Regions from separate parts of the Homo sapiens genome. Here region 2 is linked to region 1. Evidence: chromatin loops called from intact Hi-C (ENCODE). Cell type or tissue: OCI-LY7. All regions are shown on one strand. Each heading gives the region's core, and the rest is flanking DNA. Links, peaks and the distances in the headings are about the cores only. Region 1 overlaps GFOD1 (Gfo/Idh/MocA-like oxidoreductase domain containing 1). Region 2 overlaps GFOD1 (Gfo/Idh/MocA-like oxidoreductase domain containing 1).

Region 1 (8,333 bases), core at 76-8,075:
GCTTTGGTTCACATTCTTCTTCTTTTTTTTTTTTTTTTTTTGAAATGGAGTCTCGCTCTGTCACCCAAGCTGGAGTGCAGTGGTGTGATCTCAGCTCACTGCAACCTCTGCCTCCCAGGTTCAAGCGATTCTCCTGTCTCAGCCTCCCGAGCAGCAGGGACTACGGGTGGCTGCCACCACAGCCGGCTAATTTTTTGTATTTTTAGTAGAGACGGGGTTTCACTGTATTAGCCAGCATGGTCTCGATCTCCTGACCTCTTGATCCACCTGCCTTGGCCTTGCAAAGTGCTGGGGTTGCAGGCGTGAGCCACCACACCCAGCTGATTCTGGTTCTTCTAAATTGCTCCCTGGGAAAGTAGTTTTTGGGGAAACATTGGAATTATTATTATTATTATTTTCTAGCTAGCCTGAAGGGCTCCGATTAAGGATGAAGGGAAAGTAAACAAAATGATTCAATGGGTTTCATTTTTCTAAGTCATTCATAACCTAAATAGGGATATTCCTGGGGTTTCAATTGTATGTTTCTGTACTAAACCATAATACTCGCGAAATCTTTTCCCAAAACTTCGGGTTTTGGAGAGAGGTCCCCACAAAGGCCTCTAAGCTCTGTAATACATATTTAATGTCTAAAACAAAAAATCTCATTTGAAGCTGGGGTATTAGAAAGAACATATATTCTTTAAAAGAGGCATGAAAAAATATTTTAGTGTGTGTACTCAAATTTTATCTACTGAAATGCATGTAGTAGGTAGGTGAAGGAACAAGAGAAAGAAAAGAACTGGATAGTTCATTTTCTTTAAATATAAACTGTAGCAAATGGGTTTGAGATACTCCTTTAGTGCTCCATTTGCCCTTATCCCACCACATGCAAAGACTTGATTTGGGGTAGCTATATGAAGCTGAAATCTCTAGCCTTCAACAGTGTTCTGCAGAAGGACTTTGTTTCAGCCCAGCACCGTTCATCATGCCTTTAGGGGTCTGGGTACCCACAGCTGACTTTGACCTAGGACTAAAACCCAGCAATCTTTTGGCTCCTTTCTGCTTTGTTTAATGTGTTTCAAGGGCCTCGATGCAAGGAGGCAGTGCTTTAAGAGTCTTCCCATTTAGTTCCTGCATGCCTGTTTCGTTCCCATCAATGTGCGAATGGCCTAGATTCCAAGTTATGAGGGAGGGTGTGGGTCAGGGTTCTTACCTGGTATTTAAAAAATGTTTGGGAGTGCCCTGGGCCTATTTGAAAAGTTTGAATCTGTGATCACTGTCAGCTCCTCCAAGACTTCTCCTCTCAACAGACAATTGCATTGTAGGGCACCCCAGACCCCCCTTAGCCTACATGGCAGCAAATACCACTGTGCCAGTTATATCTGGACTCTAGGGTAGTCTTGGCCAACTCCAAGACTGGCCAACTCCAAGACTTGTCCACTGTGTGCAGAGTATTTTAAGTATGTTATCTCATACAATCCATAAAAACAACCCTATAGTGTTGGGTATTGCTATTTCTTTTATACACATGAGAAAATGGAGGCAGTAAGAGGAAGAGGAACTTGTTCAAAGTCACACAACTGTTAGGCAGAAATGAGGTCATTCAAATCCTTAATCTTCTCCTCCAGACCACACTGCCTCCCAGGAAGAGATGTGGGCACCTCCTGTTCTTGCCAGGCAGGAAACCGCTCCTTATCAATGTCTACGGGGTCTGCTCTCACACCCAGGAAGGACTGTGACAAGCATGGACTAACCTGCGGCTCCACTCAGCCTGCTGTCAGCACCCTCCTGTTCAGCAGGATGCAACATCTGATGTTCTGCCAGGAGGCTGTAGAGCTGCACATAGAAGTAGCCAGTGTTTCTTCCCATTCCAAAATGGAAATATCACTCAGCCTTTTTTAAAATTGACTTCCTATGTTCATTTTGATTGTAGGTGATGCAGCAAGCCTCAGGGCTGGGGATTTTCAAAATCTTGTTGGCTGACTATTATAGATGGCCTTGGAATTTGCTCTTGGGGGTCTGAATATAACGTAGGAAAATGTCCTTTCTCAGGGAGTGGGGCTTTAAAGTTCGTTTGTTTGTCACTCCAATTTTAGCTGTGCACTGCACCTTTCTTTGCACCCCTACTCTCTTCATCTTGTCTCATAGCCACAGCTATTGAATTTGGCCTGTGATCATAAGTTGGGTTTCTGATCTGATCTCTTGCATTCTGGTGGGTACTGGGGGCAGAATCAGCTTTGTTAATGATTTTCTGGGCAGAAGGTAAATTCAGCTGCATCTGAAGGGGCTTCACAGTCCAATAGCCGTCCTTTTGTTTTACATAACAGAGAGTGATGGTCAAGGCCACCCACATCTTTAGTGGTAGAGCCAGGACAAAAAGTCAGGTTTTCTGCCTCTTAAGTCTCATGCTGCCTCACATAGCACCTCCAGAGCTCTAGGGAAAGGAGGCTCAGAGAGATGAAGTGACTTGTCTGAAGTCCTGTGGCTAGTGGCAGAGAAGTTGGAATTAGACCTGCATTGGACCTCAATTCGCTGAGCAGTTGCAGGGAAATCTGGAAATCCTTTTTTTTTTTTTTTTGAGACAGAGTCTTACTCTGTCACCCAGGCTGGAGTGCAATGGCGTGATCTCAGCTCACTGCAACACCGCCTCCCGGGTTCAAGCGATTCTCCTGCCTCAGCCTCCTGAGTAGCTGGGATTACAGACGCACGCCACCATGCCCGGCTAATTTTTGTATTTTTAGTAGAGACAAGGTTTCCCCATATTGGTCAGGCTGGTCTTGAACTCCTGACCTTGTGATCCGCCCGCCTTGACCTCCCAAAGTGCTGGGATGACAGGCGTGATCCACCGTGCCCAGCCGGGAAATCCATTTTTTAAAATAAATTCAATTATGTCTTGAATGTACTCAGAAAACGAGCTGTTTAAAATGTCCCATTGTGACTGTAATGTGAACAATGACCTCTAACTTGTATTTTATTTGGCAAGGATGGGGGATGTGCATCAAATCTTCACCTCTGGGATTTCCTGAGGCTTGGTCTACTTGGCTCACCCTCCACCTGCATCCCCACCCCACTCCTAGATATTAATACAAATCTAGCCTTGACACCGCCTACTGCTCCACCACCGCCTACGTTTTTGGCCATCAGAGCCTTGGAGTTTACAGAGCAGAGGCCATGACATTGGGGAGCTTGTTTAAAAATCAATGATCAGAACCCCACATTTTAGTTTCCTTTTGGGGAGAAAGAGGAGGGCCGTGGAAGAAAAGGGGTGTGCAGCTGGAGCGTTATTATGTCTTTCTCAGCGGCAGGCATGCCCGCCTCTCCACCTTCTCCCCGCCAGGCACAGGAGCCAGCAGCTGGAGCGTGCTCTGAGTTTCAGGGGACCCCCCACCCAGACTGACTGGGGCTTCTGGGACTTCTCATAGGAAGAGTCAAGACCTCCTGCGCTTCTTTAAAAGGTGATGGGCTCAGTGTTCCCAGTGGCATCTGGAGGTGAAGCCGGTACTGTCTCAGGAGTGGAAGGCAATGGCCCACTGGCCTTTTTCTCCCCCACGTCACAGTCCCCATTTGCTGGAGCCCTTGAGGGGGCCACCGAAACTGTGGCTCTCATTCAGCCTCCCAAAGTGTTGCACTACTGAATACTCCTTTCTGTTTACACCAGCAGTGAATAGAGTCATGAAAAGAACATATTATATGCAATGGCTTGATGCTTAGTGTGGCAATCAAAAGCTTGCCTGGGCAGATGTAGGCAGGGGCTAGACAATAGTCATGGAGTTGTCACCAGGTCACTGTCTCTCTCCTTCCCCTTCCAGGTCTCTACTGTCCCCTGCAGCCACCACAAGGGCTAAGCTGTTGAATGAGCCCCTTGGTTTTTCCTTATAAACGCAATGACTTACTTGTGATTCTTGGTCTAATCCCAGGCTAAGAAACAAAACAAAAGCTTGTGATCTGACCCATTCCTTTGCTGCCTTCCTTCTCTTTCAGGCACCTGGACGTATTTAGTATTCTGCCCTGTGCCTTGCCCAGGGGAGGGAGAAGTTTCTAGCAAATGTGACTTTCTGTCTGCTGCCTGGTGCTTTTATAGTACTTCATCTGCTTTTTATTGTTGTTGTTGTGTTTTTTAACCAAAATGGCATTTGTTTGGCTGTCATTGTCGAGTATATATTTATTGTGTTTTACAAACATGAGTATATATGTATGTATATGTATAAAACCAAACTTATATATATAAGAAGTCAAGGCATGTATACTAGATATTTTAAAGAGTTATTTATCAAGGGAAAAAGATGTGTGTTATAAAGTAAACAGAGTCTATATTTTCTATATAATGTAGATAGTCAAACATAGCTTATAAATTATAGGAGGTTTTGGTTTTCTTTTTTATTATTAAAGGAAAAAAAGAAGAAAAAAAAAGACAATGAATGCAACTGTTCTTAGTGTTTTTAAGGCCAAACTACTGTGGAAGCTGGGAGGCGGCCCTCCCTGCGGGCCTCCAGCAGCCCTGTGCCTGCCGCTAGGAGCTCCAGAGCTGATGCCCGTTGTGATCTCTGCGATGCTCGATGCTCGGAGCCAGCGGTCAGCATCACTCAGCCAGCTGGCCTGTGCCGCTCTGACGTGGCTTCCAGCTGTTCTCCGCAATTTGCATTGGTGGGATAAAGGAATGAAAAGGATAAATAAAGATTTAAAAGAAAATACAATTCCAGCTCTTTGCCTGTTTTTTACACCCTGCTGCTCTCAATATAGGCGCCTGATCAGTTTGTGGGATCTGAAGCATGAATGGGTGCATCCAAGGTAGAGGGGTGTGGGTGCCTGTGGTGTTTGTGTGTGTGCTGGGGGAGGCTGTTCATGAGTCAGCATCCATGAAGCTGAACAATGGAAATCAACAGACCTACAATTTTGATTGAAAACCAACGCGTGTGGGAACTGGAGGCACTTCAAAGCCATCTGGTTCAAACCCTCATTTTGGAAATGTGAAAATGAAAGGCAAGTAACCTACCTATGGCCTCTGGGTATGTGTTTGTGTGTCCAAAGCTAGTGTGGACAACCAAAGCTAGTGTAGACAACAAGAGGATGAGAACATAGCTCTTAGATTGGGGGAGCAAATTTTAGAATTCTCTAGAATTCTCTAGTATTTTAACACTGTAACCTAATACTTCACACCAAGCACTGAAAAACAATTTTTTTTTTTTTTTGATACAGGATCTTACTCTGTCACCCAGGCTGGAGAGCAGTGGCATGATCACAGCTCACTGCACCCTCTACCTCCTGTGGCTCAAGCGATCCTACCACTTTAGGCTCTTGGGTTGCTGGGATTACAGGCACATGCCACCACGCCCAGCTAATTTTTTTTTTTCTGTATTTTGTAGAGATGGGGTTTCATCATGTTGCCCAGGCTGGTCTCGAACTCCTGGACTCAAGCGATCTGCGTGCCTCAGCCTCCCAAAGTGCTGGGATTACAGGCATGAGCCACTGTGCCCAGCACTGACCATTTAAAAGAGCGTCTTTGCTTACTTCCTTCTTAGCAGTGTTTAAGGGCAACCATCGCAGATTGAGCTCAGCCTAATTTCAAATTTGCATGACATAGAGTGTTTTATGGAGGGGCTGGCCTTTCCTTTCTATCTTTTGCTGAGTCTTAGAGAATGCTCATGAATGTTCCTTCTGGTCTATGGTTTCCCCTTCACTTAAAAATAAGAATTAATACTGCAAAATCTGAAATCTCATTCACTCCTTCATGAGCAGGTCCTGATATAAATACATCCAGAATTCAGTCCATCTATTATGATAACATTGTAGCAACCCCCTGTATCCACATAGATTATTGTCTTGAACATATGACATTCTCATACCACATGATTCTGCAGTAAATCTAACAGCAGTTCTAAATAAGGCCAAAAAGGAGAGTGCTTTGTCAAAACTAAAAGCACCATCCACCCAAATGTGAAGTGTCATCACGATGGCATCCATTCCCCTAAGTTTCTTTCAGCAATGTGACTTGAGAACCAACCCTCAATGAAAACTCGAATCTCCTAACCAGTTATATAAATTTTAAATCTAGGAGCTAGTTCTTCTTTCATGGATTTTGGATTCTCTTTGTGATGTTGGTTTGTCTCAATTTAGTCCCATTTCTTGCTTTGTAAACCTGCGATTATATGCCTCCTAGTAAACCACATGATATGATCAGCGCTGCTTTCATAGTCTCTGAACTGTTGCTTAAAAAGAACAGATATAATTGCATGGTAAGTCATTCAGGTTGCTCTTTACTGGTGAAATGAAGAGAAACCTGGGTGTCCTCTGATGTCTGTCTATACACCCCACCTCCCTGATTCACAGAACCATTTTCCGGTTTCACTTCTTGCTTCTTTTATCTTGTGCATTTTTAGCACCTGTTGTGACAAGCCTGGGTGACTCGATCTAAAAAATGAAATGACTTACAATTACTGTAAGAATGAATTACAGATACATGATGTATGCACAACTCTGTATAGAAATGAAAACAAAAATAACTTCACCTCACTCTAATTCATAGGCTACCATGTTATTGACCCTTATTTACCTAACTTTTGCTTAAGCAGGAAAGATCCCTCTGCCTAGATATCCCCTGGGCTTGGCGCCCTCACTCCTCCACCCCAGCCCTTATGCATTTGGCAGTAGTAATGGCCCCTGCAGGGAATGTTGTCCAAGAAGTCTAGATGATAGAGATGAAGAAGGCACATCACTTCACAGAGTTTATGCCAAGTCACCGCCAGAAGCGCAGTGTTACAATTTACTTAAGCCAAGACTGCTACAAAAAACTGATGCAAATGGAAGCTATTCAAAATCCTTTGCCTTGTGCATTCAAGTTGAGGCTCCCTTTTGAATCCTATCTCTGAGTCTACATCTGCTGGGTAAATTCCTGAACGATGACTTGAGCTGTGACAGCTTTTGTAGCATTGCTGTGGTCCAACCACAACTCTGTAAGATAAACTACCTAAGCTGGTTGTTGGACTTCCTCTAAAATGTCATTCTAATTATAGAAACACCTTTCTTTCCTGATTTTATACAGATTCTAATCACCTTAACTGCTTCTCTTCAGCCATGAATGAAAGCGAAAGATTAAGTCACTTTTAGAAGCCTTCTTGGGCAATTATAGATTAATTCATTTCTCGCTCATTGAAGGGACTCAATCCTAGAACAACAGTCTGGAATACATGTGTATGTATGCCCCTTTGTCTCTGACCTGCTCATCATTGGCCATCAATGCCCTGGGAAGGAGGGACCCTAGGAAGGCCTGAGGGGCTGCACCTGATGTGCAGGTCATGTGCACAGACCCCACAGGTTCAGGCTCAGTGTTGAAATTCCCTATGTCATTAACTCCCTTGTAGGAAGGATGAAAGGGTCTAGATCAGATTTAAGTCAGACATAGGCTATTTGAGGCGCCTGTGGGAATGGCAAATCACTCCAGACTCCTCAGAAGCAAAGGCCAAGCAGGCCTGAGAGCTAGTGAAACTCCAGGGAGAGGAGCAAGACCAGGATCTGCGCTTTCTCAGCTTCCCAAAGCTGTCTGTCTCGGAACTAACAAATGAGGCTGACTCTTCAGAGTTCTAGGCCAAGGGATCCGGACTTGACACTCAAGTTTCTGCCATGAAGCAAAAGACAGAGCTAGCCTGGAAAGAGCAGCTCTGTATCACTCCGGCTGTGAAGTGCTAAAACTCGACATCTCCCTGAGGAAACAGGAGAGAAGAAAGGATGGAGAGAAAAAAAGAGAGGAAGGAGCTGGCATTAATGGACCAGCAAGGGAAGGAGAAGGGAGCAGGAAAAGCGGTAGTTCACGTAGGGTAAATTAGATGAAGGGGAACAAACAGCGAAAGGTCAGAGGGCTCTGCACTTAAAATAAGGAAGCTTGTGAAGATAAGTAAATGTTGCCTGAGATATCTGAAGTAGGGTTCCTCTTTGGCTGACAAGCCTTAATCTGCACTCTGGAAACAGCTTGTATGAGGAGGAGGACGGCAGACAAGGAGGAATGAGGGAGGAATTCTTACAGGAACCATCTGGCTGAGTCACTTTTAGGGCTGTTCAAAGCTACCCAACTGTTGACATTTCCTGGAAATTCTTTAATGCCAACAATTGTGTTAAATGAGCAACATCCTTAAGACCCCGAGTGCACCTTGGATCCCCTCGTCCTTTCTTGTTGCGTTTGCGATTTGCAAATCCCCTGAACCTGAAGTCTTCAAGGATTCAGCATCTGCCATTTCACCATGTGTTAGTCCCCTCCCTGGGCCCCTTCAAACACACTCTCCACTCAGAAATCTACCATTTAGCCTTTATTTATTTATTTATTTATTTATTTTTGACGCACGCACAAGGCTTCTCACTCCTCC
Region 2 (8,333 bases), core at 104-8,103, 100 kb before region 1:
GCTCCCTCGGCATGTAGTTACCCTTCTTCAAAGGTAGAGGATGTGACATTAGTAATCTGTGTGGGTGGAAAGCCTGTTGTTACTGGTCATAACCCTGATGGAAGAATTAGTGGACCTCACCAGGCCAGTATAAATGTAAAACCCAGAGAGGGTCTTGAAAGGAAAAGAAATCTGTTTACTTTACTTCTCTCATCTTTTCTGTCTATTATCTTCTAACTCAGATCAAAACTCCATGCCATATGGCAATAAAGAGAAGGCACTATACCATCATCTTGTACCTTCCAAAGAAGTGACATAACCAAAGCATCCCAGGATTAGCAGAGAATGAAGGAGCCAGTGGAGACTTGCCTGTATCCACATGGGACATTTTTGGGTCCTCCGAGATCAGAGGTGGCACCCATCTGCCCTAGCAGTAACTTTACTCTTGATGTAAATTTGTCAAATTTGGTGTTTGACAGTCATTTTAAATGAGAAGTGTTCCTAAGATCCAACCTAGGCTGAGTCATTTCTTTTATTTCTAGAGAATCCTGCTGGTTCCTCCCTACAGAGGAGATATTTGGTATGATGACAGTTTCCTGTGTCAGCTGGGTGTTGGATGACCCAGGTTTCATTATAAATGTGCTGATAGTGCACATGGATCTTTTTCCTCTTTCCTTAAAACATTTTTAGGGAGACAGGAAACCTTGGTAGGTTTCTCATTCCTGATACTAACTCACTTTATGACCTTAACAGGGGTCCCTCAGCTTCACTGGGCTCAATTCTCCTTCTAAGACAAGGGGTTTGTTACGGTGGTTCTCAGGCTTGACTATGAGTTAGGAACACCTGGGAAGGTGTCAAACATCCTGAAGCCCAGGCCGCACCCCAGACCGGTTACATCAGCGTCTCTGAGGGTAGGAACTAGGTATACATGTTTTTTAAAGCTCCTCAATGTTAAGAAGCACTTGTTTACAGCAGTGCTGCTTAAATTTTAATGTGCGTGTGAATCACCTAGGCATCTGTTAAAATGCAGATTCTGATTCTGTAGGTCTGGGGTGGAGCCTGAGATTCTGCATGTCTAGCAAGCTTCCAGGGCATGCTGATGCTGCTGGTTCATGGACCAAGCTTTGAGCAACAAGATTTAGAATCTAAGCTTTAGATCAAGCTTGTCCAACCCCTGCCTGTGGGATGCATGTGGCCCAGGATAGCTCTGAATGCAGCCCAACACACATTCATAAACTTTCTTAAAACATTATGAAAATTTTTTGCATTTTTTTTTAGCTCATCAGCTATTGTTGTATTTTGTATGTGGCCCAAGACAATTCTTCCAATGTGGCCCAGGGAAGCCAAAAGATTGGACACCCCTGCTTTAGATGATCAATTAATGATAGTACAAAGCTTAGTAATTGTTTGCAAAAATGTGGCACAAGAAATATACTATGAGAATGAGCACAGAAGAAGAAGCAATTATATTTGGCAGAGGAAATCAGGTGTGGCTGCACAGAGGAGGTAGCATTTCAGAGAGCCTTGAATGACGAGGAAGGTAGTAGTCAAGGAAACTTCTGTTTCTTCAGAGAAACAGAACCAAAAGGATACACACACACACACACACACACACACACACACACACACACACACACGGAAAGAGGAAGAGAGGGTGCAGGGAAGCCCTGCAGGGTAGACCTGGCCAGTGGGCTAGAGACCTAAAGAAAAGTTAATGTTGCAGTTCAAGTCCAAAGCAATCTGCTGGCGGAATTCCTCCTCTTCAGAAGAAATCGGTTTGTTTCTTGTAAAGCCTTCAACTGATTGGATGAGGCCCAGCACATTATACAGGGTGTCTGCTTTACTTAGTATCTACTGATATAAATGTTAATCTCATTTAAAAAATACTTTCACAGGAGCATCCGGAAAAGTGTGTCACCCAATATCTGGCTGTTGTGGCTTAGCCAAGTTGATATATTGAAATTAACCATCACAATGAGGGAAAGAGTATTTCAGTTTCTTCTGACCTCTAAGAACTATAGAACTATAGCTGGACAGGGAGGAGCTTGTGGTCCTAGGGAGCAAGAATGATTTCTGGACACTGTTGACATTCTAACAAGTCTTCGTTCTGTGGTAAGGATAGAAGGGCAGGACTTCACAACCCGTAGCATGGATGCTGGCTCAGCTGTGGTCTCCCTGCCCACTGCCTTCTGCCCTTACTTGTGCTGGGGGCACTGGAACCCAGATGAACGTCTGGAGCCTTCCACTTGCCTGGCTGTGTGTCCAGAGGAAATGGGTTTACAGGGAAGAGTGCATGGAAAATCAGGTCTGCAGGAAAACCCATGTGTGGCACTGTGGAGCAGACACTTTGCCTCACTCTCTCGTGATCTGAGTCATTTGGGAAAGGGGAAAATGAGTGGGGGTAAATCACCCAAACATCTGCAGGCCAGCAGAGTAACTTTTTCTGACCCTGACTTACAGGGAGAACAAATTTTATATTATGATCCGGTATATACGTATATATGGTTTGTTTTTTGTTGTATGTTGTTTGTAAAGCCAGTGATTAAGTTTGAGGTTTGGCAGGTAGGATTTGTTTAAATTCCAGCAGATGGAACTAGAAAAGACCCATGATTTCACTGACCTCAAGACCCTGCTGGATAGATATATATTTATCTTTGTATTTATGTACTGGATCATAATTAGTGTATATAGTGTACCTATATAGCATATATATACTGTATCAGTGTTAAAAAATTTACAGATAACCTACGTATGTATGTATGAATATAAATAAAAATAAACATAAGGTTTATGACATGATGCTTACCCTTGTTTCATTGGCACGTGAAATGCTATCGTATTTTCTTTCTTTCATTTCATTAACAAGAAGAGGAAAAGCTGGCTGTGACCCACTGAACTGATTTCACCATGCTTAATGGACGGATAACTGTGGGTTAAAGAAAAGACCCACACCCCGGTGACGTGGAAAGAGCTTGTGATCTGGAGCAGTCCTGTCCATAGACGTTTCCAAGACCATGAAAATATTCTGTTTTGCGCTGTCCAACATGGTAGCCACTGGCCCCGTATGGCTACTGAGCATATGAACTGAGGCCAGTGTGAATGAGGAGCTGGATTTTAAATTGTCTTTCATTTTAATTAATTTGTGGCTCCTGTGATGGACAGCACAGATCTGGGTTGCTGCCCTGTGCCTGCCCCTAACTCGCTAATTGGCAGTGAGACCCCTTTTTCCAAGTGCAGCATCTGTAAACTGGGAGGCCAGACTCAGTCATCTCCCCAGGGGCTGCCAGCCCCACCCTTCTGCATTCCGGTGGTCTGGAAAGCCAGGCTTTGGGCTTTCAGCTGGGCATGGAGTTAATTAAGTACCCTGGGCGGTGTCACAGATAATGTGCTTTGCATTTTTAAATGCTCTTTAAGAAGCTGGGTCCTTCTTCCCTTTCAGTTGCTTAATTGCTCACCTGTATTTCTTGACAGTTTGAAAAGAGAGCTGCTCTCTGCCTCGTGAAATCTTAGCAGCCCATCTTCGCTGACTTGCTGAGCTCTGGGATGGCATTTGCAACCTGAACAGGAGATGCTTCACTTTTATCTCGCTGTTGCTTTCTTCTCAAGGATAAGAACTCTCTCAGCCGAGAGGCAGAATGTTACGAACGGAGATGACAGTGGCAGTTTGGTGCATAGGTTAACCATCGGGTTGGGTTTAGTTTGTTTTTGTTGTGTGTTGTTTGTAAAGCCAGTAATTCTGTTGGAGGTTTGGCGGATAGGATTTGTTTAAATTCCAGCAGCTGGAACTAGAAAAGACCTATGATTTCACTGACCTCAGGACCCTGCTGGGAACATTAAGGGGCCCAGGAAATGATGGGGGAGGGGTGATTTCCTCCTCACTGTCAGCAAGAAGAAAAGTAATGATAGTCAACCTTGACAGAGGAGGTGGGTTTGGCAGACTGTATCACTTGGCTTATTTGACTTCTCAGAAAGCACTTCCTTCTCCCAGGTGCTCACAGTTGACCGGACTGAAGATGAATTGGGTGTGAGGCTCACACAGCCCATTGATTTGTGCTGAGCCCAGAAGTGATCTGAGACGTTCTGACAATTCCTTGTGGCTCTGATGGGTGGGGTACAAATAGGGGCAGAAATCCTAGGAAGAACCCTAATTTATGACATTCACAAATTGGGAACAAAAATATCCATTCCCTGATTAGAATGAAGCGGTCCAAGGTTGCGAGGTCCTTGTTTGCTTCTTATTCTCTCTGTATAGAGATAATGAGGGGCATTTTAAAAAATAGTGCAATACTTTTGAAGACACACTATATCAGATCCTTCCTCACCCGCGACATAAATGCAAACCCCATGGTATTTGCCATGTGCCAAGCATCTCACTTAATTCTTACCACTACAGTCTGAGGAAGTGACTCTTCACTTGCACATGGAGAAACCGAGAGGTTAAGGACCTTGCCCAGCGTTACACAACTAGGAGCTGGTGGTGTCAGAGCTTGACTCCCAGCATTTGTGCTGTTGCGCTACTCTGCTGCCTCTCAACTTGAGGCCTGACCAGCTGGAGGTGGCCTGCTCTGCCCCAGGGCATTGGTGACTCATTGCACCATGCTTGGTACACAGGGTGCAAGTGGCGTTCTTGGTGCCCATCACTCTGAGAGGTGGGAACCCTGGTCCTCCACAATCCAGCTCTCTTGGTAGAGGCTGAGCCTGGCTCGTGTGTTTTCTGGAAAGAGCTGAGCCTGGGGTGAGGTGGGATGATGGAGAAAGAGCCTCCTTTCTCTCTGAAGTCAGAGGCAAGGAGTTCATGTGAGGGAGAGAGTGAACCCTGGTACACACCAGCTTAAGGGAAAAACACCAGCACACCACTCACAGATGCAGCTGACAGCAGACAGCCACAGAGGTGACCGGGCAATGTGGGGGCAGAGTGGTGCCACCCTGCTGCGGAGGGTGGAAGGTATGAGCTGACAGTGGATGTAAAAACAAGCGGGGGCCGGCAGCTTGGGCTCAGCCAACTGAGGCCATGGTGATGGTGACAAGTCTGCACTGGAGGAATCCCAGCTGTGGTAGTTGACTTGGGAGCCCCAGCATGTTTCAGATGGCATTGGAGCAAGGGTCTGTGTGGGGCTGGGCCTGTAAAGGCTGGATGCCTCCCTTCCCCTTCAAACTCAGTGTCCCTCCTTCTCCCTAGCAGCTCTGGCTCAATGACACTACAAAGAGGGCCGAGGGCTGCTCCTGATCAAGAGAGCAGCACACTTACTGAGGACCCACCATGCACAAGATACCCCACCAAGGGCTGTGAAGGAGACTGCAAACATGGTGAGGTGGATTCTGGGCTTCTAGGGAGTCAGTGTGGAAGGTTAAAAGTAGACAGTACACACACTCATAACCCATGCCAATAGACAAAGATACATCTTAGACAGTCTTGTGCTGCTGTAACAGAAGAGCACAGGCCAGATAATTGATAGCAAACAGAAATGTATTTTTCACAGTTCTGGAAGACTGGAGTCCAGGACCAAGGTGCCAGCATCTGGTGTCTGCTGAGGGCCTTCTTGAGGTGTCCTCACCTGGCAGAATAGGGCAAAAATTGGCAAACTCTGTGTCCTCACATGGTGGAAGGGCAGAAGAGAGTAGACTTACTCCTGCAAACCCTTTTTAAAAAAATGTTATTTTATTTTAAGTTCTGGAATACGTATGCAGGACATGCAGATTTGTTACATAGGTGAATGTGTGCCATGGTGGTTTGCTGTACCTATCAACCCGTCACCTAGGTATTAATATGCATTAGATATTTATCTTGCATGCATTAGATATTTATCCTGATACACTCCCTCTCCCCACACCCCCAACAGGCCCCGGTGTGTGTTGTTCCCCTCCCTGTGTCCATGTGTTCTCATTATTCAGCTCCCACTTATAAGTTAGAACATGTAGTGTTTGCTTTTCTGTTCACAGGAACAGAAGTTTGCTGAGAATGATGGCTTCCAGCTCCATCCATGTTTCTGCAAAGGACATGATCTTGATCCTTTTTATGGCTGCATAGTATTCCATGGTGTATATGTACCACATTTTCTTTATCCAGTCTATCATTGATGGGGATTTGGGTTGATTCCGTGTCTTTGCTATTGTGAATAGTGTTGCAGTAAACATATGCATGCATGTATCTTTATAACAATGATTTATATTCCTTTGAGTATATACCTAGTAATGGGATTGCTGGGCCAAATGGTATTTCTGGCTCTAGATTCTTGAGGAATCACCACAGTGTCTTCCACAATGGTTGAGCTAATTTACATTCCCATCAACAGTGTAAAAGTGTTCCTATTTCTCCACAGCCTTGCCGGCATCTGTTATTTCTTGACTTTTTATTTTTATTTTTTGAGATGAAGTCTCACATTGTCTCCCAAGCTGGAGTGCAGTGGCGCGATCTCGGCTCACTGTAACCTCCGCCTCCTGAGTTCAAGTGATTCTCCTGCCTCAGCCTCCCCAGTAGCTGGGATTACAGGCACACAACACCATGCCCAGTTAATTTTTATATTTTTAGTAGAGATGGGGTTTCACCATGTTGGCCAGGCTGATCTTGAACTCCTGACTTCAGGTGATCTGCCCACCTCAGCCTCCCAAAGTGCTGGGATTACAGGTGTGAGCCACCATGCCTGTAATGAGCCTCTTGACTTTTTAATAATCACCATTCTGACTGGCATGAGATGGTATCTCATTGTGGTTTTGATTTGCATTTCTCTAACGATCAGTGATGTTGAGCTTTTTTTCATATGTTTGTTGGCTGCATAAATGTCCTCTTTTGAGAAGTGTCTGTTTATGTCCTTTGCCTACTTTTTGATGGGGTTGTTTTTTTCTTATAAATTTAAGTTCCTTGTAGGTCCTGGATATTAAACCTTTGTCAGATGGGTAGATTGCAAAAATTTTTTCCCATTCTGTAGGTTGTCTGTTTGCTCTGATGATAGTTTCTTTTGCTGTGTAGAAGCTCTTTAGTTTAATTAGATCCCATTTGTCAATTTTTGCTTTTGTTGCAATTGCTTTTGGCAGTTTCATCATAAAATCTTTGCCCATGCCTATATCCTTAATGGTATTGCTTAGATTTTCTTCTAGGGTTTTTATGGTTTTGGATTTTATATTTAAGTCTTTAATCCATCTTGAGTTAATTTTTGTATAAGGTGTAAGGAAGGGGTCCAGTTTCAGTTTTCTGCATATGGCTAGCCAGTTTTCCCAGCACCATTTATAAAATAGGGAATCCTTTCCCCATTGCTTGTTTTTGTCAGGTTTGTCGAAGATTAGATGGTTGGAAATGTGTGGTCTTATTTCTGAGATCTCTATTCTGTTCCATTGGTCTATGTGTCTATTTTGATGCCAGTACCACTGCAAGCTCTTTTGATAGCAGCATTAACCCACTCATCAGAGCAGAGCCCTTGTGGCCCTGGCACCTACCGTTAGACCTCACCTCCCAACACTTTTGCATTGGGGATTAAGTTTCCAATTCATATATTTTGGAGGGCACACAAACATTCAAACCACAGCAAGATAGGACAAAATCTCTGGATCCTTTCTGCATGTGCCTTTCTTCTTGCTGTCCACCTGCCTTTGATAAACAAACACAGGCATTATCTATCAGTTACCATTCTGGCTGTTCTTTAGGCTTCTCTTCTCACTATTCCATCATCACTTCTTACAAGAAATCATGCCCCAAATGCTCTTCAGCCCCCTCTCACTTTTTTTTTTTTTTTTTTTTTTTTTTTTTGCTCAAGGGGAAATGGAGTCTTTTTGCTGGCTGCCTTAGTGACAATACCACCTGCACAAAGCACTTTCATATCAGCATATTTTTGTCCCTCTAAGGTCCCAACAACCCTATAATGCAGGTATTAGTACCATTTTGTAGAAGAGGAAAATGGGGCTTAGAGAGTTTAGGTCACTTGTTGAAGGTCACACAGATAGTACAGGAAGGGCTCTGGGACTGAAATCAAGGTCAGTGTGCCTCCTCCACCATGCGAGATCACCTGATGAGTTCAGTGGAGAGCATTATTGATTACATCTTCATTTCAAAGGGGTTTGGAAATAGTATATAAAATATTGTATAATACAGGCTGGACGTGGGGGCTTGTGCTTTTAATCCCAGCACTTTGGGAGGCCAAGCGGGGGCGGATCACAAGGTCAGGAGTTCAAGACAAGCCTGGCCAACATGGTGAAACCGTGTCTCTACTAAAAATACAAAAATTAGCTGGGCATGGTGGCAGGTGCCTTTAATCCCAGCTACTCGGGAGGCTGGGGCAGGAGAATCACTTGAACCGAGGAGGCAGAGGTTGCAGTTAGCTGAGATTGCACCACTGCACTCCAGCCTGGGCAACAGAGCTAGA

Evidence for each region. Hi-C counts contacts between places; a loop is a spot of excess contacts. Peaks named below come from ENCODE experiments on the same cell type or tissue, not always from the same donor. Only the 100,000 strongest peaks of a DNase experiment are listed, where the experiment ranks them.
Region 2: a loop joins it to region 1, with 2.6 times the contacts of the local background. A loop is called at or near these places in 5 of 110 quality-filtered maps.

The regions. Positions count from the first base shown.
Region 1 is chr6:13,354,170-13,362,502 of GRCh38, reverse strand. GFOD1 (Gfo/Idh/MocA-like oxidoreductase domain containing 1) reads left to right here. Exons shown (of 2, transcript NM_018988.4): 2 at 1-4,673. Among named protein-coding and RNA genes, the nearest start is that of TBC1D7-LOC100130357, 30 kb to the right of the region's middle. RefSeq lists a silencer at 6,798-6,887. In OCI-LY7, for the core only: a CTCF peak has its summit at 3,862; DNase peaks (open chromatin) are centred at 5,526, 6,302, 6,862 and 7,852; H3K4me3 peaks cover 3,070 bases; H3K27ac peaks cover 3,039 bases.
Region 2 is chr6:13,458,145-13,466,477 of GRCh38, reverse strand. The region is part of intron 1 of GFOD1 (Gfo/Idh/MocA-like oxidoreductase domain containing 1); the gene reads left to right. Among named protein-coding and RNA genes, the nearest start is that of GFOD1-AS1, 24 kb to the left of the region's middle. RefSeq lists enhancers at 1-542, 2,735-3,386, 3,387-4,039, 4,115-4,787. In OCI-LY7, for the core only: no CTCF peak of the experiment used is centred there; DNase peaks (open chromatin) are centred at 1,587, 3,467, 3,917 and 7,797; H3K4me3 peaks cover 3,217 bases; H3K27ac peaks cover 4,021 bases.